2 separate regions of the Mus musculus genome follow, and region 2 is linked to region 1. The links are chromatin loops, found by intact Hi-C in ENCODE. Cell type or tissue: heart. All regions are shown on one strand. Links, peaks and the distances in the headings refer to the core of each region. The heading gives the core; the rest is flanking DNA. Region 1 holds the start of Rc3h1 (RING CCCH (C3H) domains 1). Region 2 has its middle 3.4 kb from the start of Prdx6.

Region 1 (2,906 bases), core at 319-2,818:
GGCAGATAAATCTGAGTTCAAGACCAGCCTGGCCTACAGAGTGAATTCCAGGACAGCCAGAGCTACACAGAGAAACCAAGAAAATAAAAAAATTAAAAATGAGGTGAGAGACGAGCCCGTGAACGTGCTCCAGGCCACCCTGGTCTCAAAGCAAGAGCCTGTCTCAAGAACCAAAGCCTGGCCAGGTATGGCTAGGTGGCCATACCTATAATCTGAGCTCTCAGGGAGCAGAGGTTCAGAACTTCCAGGTCAGTCCAGGCTCCAGGATTTTCTGTTCCGGGAATAAAACAAACCCAGCCAAACCAAAACAACAACAAACAAACAATCAAACACCCACGGGGAAAAAAAAGAAACCAAAACAAAGCCCAAACAAGCCCAACAGCCACCCAGTAATTGTTTCTTGTGAGATGTGGAAGTAATTTGTTTGTTTGTTTTAAATCGATGTTGGTGAGTTTACAGTGAAGAAAGGACAGTCTGGGCATGGGGCCCATGCCTTTAATTCCTTCACTTGGAAGACAGAGACAGATGGAACTCTTGTGAGTTCAAAGCCAGCCTGGTCTACAGAAGAATTTCTAGGATAGCCAAGGGTATATAATAGAGAGACCCTGTCTCAAAAACAGAACAAAAAAAAAAAAAAAAAAAAAAAAAGAAAGGACAGAACAACAAATTCTCTGCTTTCACAGACAAAGCAGGAAGCAGAAGGAGAGCGGGGAGCATTTTATGGTGTTGACTTGAGGACAGTTTTAATGTGAAAATTAGAATATAAATTTAATACTATATAGTATTAGAATTCCGTTTCTTTCGGTTCTCCAGAATTTGGCTAAACCGAATTATGTCGAAGATGTGTGCACACACACCCCACAACACAGGGTACTGGAAAGGGGTGGGATGCAAAACAGATACAAGAGGAAGAGTCCAGAGCTTAAGAGAAACGCCATCATACACACACACACAGACACAGACACACACACACAGACACACACACAGACACACACACACAGACACACACACACACACACACACACACACACACACACACACACACACACACACAAGCGCGAGTGAGGCTGGGGAGAGGTAGCATATAAGAAAAAAGATGCTAGAGTCGAGGAAGAGTCCAGACCTCAGAAAGTGACAAGCTCAGAGGCAGCGCGAGACTCCATAGGAGTGAGCTTACGGGAACCGCCTGGCCTCTTGCCTGCCAGCACCAAAGGCACTGTGGCCACAGGCCAGGCGGGTGGCCCGGGAGGAGGTGGGACAAGTTTCTCCACTCGGGGCGCGACAGCGCTCGAGACACGGGCGGGGCGCGTCGCCCGCTCCCGACAGGGCGTTGGGGCCGGTGACTCAGAGCTTTCCTCCCGGCCCCGCCCTCAGACGACCACGCCCCACCTCGTTAGCCACGCCCCGCCCCGTTGGCCACGCCCCATGAGGAGGAGCCTCGCCTTCATCTCCGCCCCAGTCTCGGGGCGGGCCGGAGTCTGAGGAAGAGGAAGGGGACGAGGACAACGAGCGACGGGCGGCGGAGGACGCGGAGGAGGAAGGGGAGGCCGACCAACAAGATGGCCCCTGCTGCAGGAGCAGCCTCAGCAGCAGCAGGTGGGGGGCTGGAGGCGGCGCTGGCGGTGGCGGCTACGGCCGTGGTCCGGCGGCCTGGGACAGAGTCAGAGTCGATGGTGGCAGCGGCGGCGGCGGCGGCTGCCGCGACGGTGGCGACGGCCGCAGGGACTCGGAGCTGAGAGGAGCTGCTGCTCGGACCAGAGCGGTGAGCAAGTGGCGGTCGGCAGTGTGGGGAGCGGGGCGGCCGCGGCCGAGAACAATAGGCAGCGACTGCGGGGATGGGGCTGTCCTCACCCGCCCTGCGCTCGGGACCGGCCCCAGGGCTTGTCAGTGGCCGGCGTCCTTTAGGCCTCAGGCCTCCGCGTGCCTCCCGGAGGGCCTGCCGGGGTAGGTAGGCCGAGGGGCGGTGCGGACGCCGCCCTGGACGCCGGGAAGGCTGGGGAGGCTGGGGCGGGAGCGGGGGGTTGGGGGGGTCCGAGGCTGACTGGTTCCGAGGTCCCTCGGAGGACAGCGGGCGGGCGGTGAGTTTGCTCGCAGGAAATGTTGTTTGGACCCCTGTCTGTGCGGTGGGGGAGGGAGTAGGCGCCTGTAAACAGCCGCCGCTCCTGCCTAGCTGCCAGGCGTGGCTGCTCCCTCCCCAGCCCCCTTCCTCCCTTGGCCAAGTGGGTTTTAGGGTGTCGGTTTCCCAGGAGTTCCTGGAGATAAACCCTATTGGCCAAGACGAAACCATGTGCAGGTGCCTTTTTCAAAAAGACTATAAGTGTACAACAACAAAAACACACAAAATGTGGTTGTTGGTAAAGGATGGAGTAGTAAGGGGTGGACCTTTCCTAACAAGGTTCTAAACATCAGGTCTCTGTAAACACCACGGTACTCACATCCCAGGTCCGAGGGAGCTAGCCGAAACAAGGGCTCTTTTTGAAGCAGCAATAATGTAACTCTTGACATCCCAGAATAGTCCGTGAAACTGGAAACAAAGCCACTTATTGGCAGCACGGAGACAGATTGTTAAGGTTTGAGCGGAACTTTTCTAACTAGCCATTTTGAATTGTGTACAGCAGAGGCGATATCATTAACCTCTTTGGTATCTGCTGGAAGCACTTAGGACAGAGAAGTGGTTCATCTGTCTCCCTTAGGAGTTCATGTGTCTGTCTCATATTCTAATCATTTTTTTTCCAGTTTGTCCCAAAATTTGGAGAAGATTCTTTTTTCTCTGTTTGAAATTTCATATTTAAAGCCTACTTTCTAAGATTTCCAATACTTTTAGCCTGCCGTTATGCTTGCCTGTGAATCCTAGCACTCAGGAGGCTGAGGCAGAGTATCCTGATTTGACAAGACTTGTATCAAAA
Region 2 (2,906 bases), core at 297-2,796, 350 kb after region 1:
ATCTGCCTCCCTGTGTGATCAAAGGTGTGCGCCACTGCCCAGTTGAGATTAACATTTTTGACAACACAGTTTATTTCACAAGACACTTAAATTTCTGTCTTCTGAGAAGTCCACAGATCTAGCATCAGAAGGCTATAGGCCCACTTGGAAACAGTGGTTACAAAATAGCCTTTTCTTTTCATGACTTTTTCTTTTCCTTTATTACTGTTTCTTCATTCTGTTCCTCATATTGTGAACATGAACAATGAAGACGATTTTATTCAAGGCAAAAGCCTGGTATAGTATATGTCCCTGTGAAAGCAAAGAACATTCTCATGTATTTAGTATGTGAATAAAGTTACAAGGCCACTGTGTTTGACCCTTGTAGGTAAGTGAGTTTGACCTTGCCTTATATGTAAGGAACCAGGACACTACAGGAGGACAGTGAAGACCATTTTCTCAAGGACCAGTGAGAAGCACAGTGGGAAAGGGAGGGGCTCGCTGTGGGATAGGCCAGAACATGGGAAGGAAACAGGCTAAGAGAACCCTTTGCTATGAAGGACTGAAGGCTCTGCCGTCAGGAGGAAGTGCTTTCAAACAACCTAATGGCTGGAGAGAACACCATGGTCCTTAGAATTATCTCCTGAGGGCTAACAAGGAAGTGCAGGAACTTCCAGTGGGATGGTGTCTGATTCACACAACAATTCTAACTGCTTCAAAATATCAAAATCTCTCTCTCTGTCTCTGTCTGTCTCTGTCTCTGTCTCTCTGTCTCTCTCTCTCTTAGTCTGTGGACTTTTAGGAAGAGGAAAGGAGGAAGGAAAAGAGGTATAGGGAGAAAAATCAACAAGAACAAAGTATATATTGAAACCCAGCACTTTGTGTGTTAATAAAAACATTAAAAAATGTTGGTTTAAACTGTATGTACATTTACCAAAAAGATTATACTAGAATATTCCTAAGACAATGTCATAGGGACAGCATAACTATTCACATCACCCATGCATGTTACAAAGGAAATGAATTGTTGGTAGCGATGCGGTAAAGGTAAACTATTGGACAGCCAGCAGAATGGAGCCTCCCTAGCTTCACGCAGTGATAGGGGTCAGAGTCTCTCTCTCTCTCTCTCTCTCTCTCTCTCTCTCTCTCTCTCTCTCTCCCTCACATGCCCCCAGAGGCCTCTTTCCTTCTCTTTCTGTCTTTTTCTGTCTCCCTTTCCCTGCTTCTACCCCTTTCCACGTTCCTGCTCTGCTCCTTGGCTCCCTTCCCCCAGTAAACTTCTTTTTGTCCTAGGCCTGTCTTTCAGGGGACCCCTTGGCAGGGCTCACTGAGGTGTTTCTCCTGCATTGTTATGTAATTATTATGTGTTTTATAAAACACAAAGGGTGAATACATAAAAAGAGTGTTTTGCATTCTCAGGACTCAATAACCACTTTACAACTCTTGATAAGAGTGTTAACTGGGCTGGAGAGATGACTCAGCAGCTAACAGTACTGTGTGCTCTTCCAGAGGTCCTGAATTCAATTCCCAGCAAGCACATGGTGGTTTACAACCATCTGTAATGGGATCCGATGCCCTCTTCTGGTGTGTCTGCAGACAGCAACAGTGTACTCACATATATAAAATAAATAAGTCTTAAAAAAAAAACAAAAGTGTTAACAACTCACTCTTAATGCTTTTTTTATTTTAAAAAGTTCTTCCTGGGCTGGAGAGATGGCTCACTGACTGCTCTTCCGAAAGTCCTGAGTTCAATTCCCAGCAACCACATGGTGGTTCATGACCATCTGTAATGAGATCTGACGCCCTCTTCTGGGGAGCCTGAAGACAGCAACAGTGTACTTACATATAATAAATAAATAAATCTTAAAAAAAAAATGTTCTTCCTGCTCTTTTCTGCTCATCTCTCTTTTCTTTCACAACTTGGAACACATCTTGTTAAATCCAGTGGGCGCTTTTCTTCACTTTCTATGTGTTGGGCAGAGTTGACTACTTTATTATTTTGGAGCCACTTCTTTTCAGCTTCCGCAGCACCAAACTCTCCTGTTTTCCCTCCTTTCTTACAGGCAGGTCTTTCTCCTTTCTCTTTCTTCCAAGTGTTGGTTCTTCCCAGAGCATTCTCTCTCTCTCTCTCTCTCTCTCTCTCTCTCTCTCTCTCTCTCTCCATGCCTATCGAGGCTTCCCCTCCCTCCTCTCTTTCTAATCCCACCCTCTCACCTCCCCTCCCCTCACTCTCTTCCCTTCCCTTCAGAGAAGGGGGTCCTCCCATGGATGTCAACCCCACCTTGGCATATCAAGTTGCAGTAGGACTAGGCACATCTCCTACTGAGGCTGGGCAAGGCAGCCTGCTTAGGGGAAAGGGATCCAAAGGCAGGCAATGTTGTCAGAGACAGCCCCTGTTCTTGCTCTTAGGGGACCCACACAAAGCGAGCTGCACATCTGTGTCATATGTGTAGGGGGTCTAGGCTTTAAACTACACTTATATGCTGAAAATGTTCATTTTTATCTTGAGAAAAGCTCAAGGCTTGTATATCCATCTGACATATGACCAATATGTAATTCTTAATCCTCACTGCCCTCCACCCCACAAAATTATTTGCCCTATGCTGTCTCATCAGTGACTCCCTTTATGCTTGCTGCAAAGCATATCTTTGTCTTACCCATTGCCTCTTTATGGAGGCACACTCCTTTCTAGCTTCACAATTGCCTTTCATTGTCCTAGTTGTGCGATCAGAACTGTTCAAGTTACACGCCCCCTCCTTTGATAGACAGCCTGCTGTCAACAGACATGGAGATCTCTCCATTGGAGTACAGGGTGTCCTGAAAGGGATTCTCAAGACTGGACAAAGAGGAAAGGCCTTATCTTTTTCTGTTCTGTTTTCCTCCCTTCATGTGATAGAGAACAGATCAGCCCACAGCCGGCCTTGATG

The links. Hi-C counts contacts between places; a loop is a spot of excess contacts. Peaks named below come from ENCODE experiments on the same cell type or tissue, not always from the same donor. Only the 100,000 strongest peaks of a DNase experiment are listed, where the experiment ranks them.
Region 2: a loop joins it to region 1, with 5 times the contacts of the local background. A loop is called at or near these places in 1 of 42 quality-filtered maps.

Annotation. Positions count from the first base shown.
Region 1 is chr1:160,904,938-160,907,843 of GRCm38, forward strand. It overlaps Rc3h1 (RING CCCH (C3H) domains 1), which reads left to right and starts at 1,474. Exons shown (of 20, transcript NM_001024952.2): 1 at 1,474-1,762. In heart, for the core only: a CTCF peak has its summit at 1,270; DNase peaks (open chromatin) are centred at 1,394 and 2,144; H3K4me3 peaks cover 2,024 bases; H3K27ac peaks cover 1,999 bases.
Region 2 is chr1:161,253,109-161,256,014 of GRCm38, forward strand. No RefSeq gene overlaps it. Among named protein-coding and RNA genes, the nearest start is that of Prdx6, 3.4 kb to the left of the region's middle. In heart, for the core only: a CTCF peak has its summit at 1,747 (motif pointing left); no DNase peak of the experiment used is centred there; H3K27ac peaks cover 710 bases.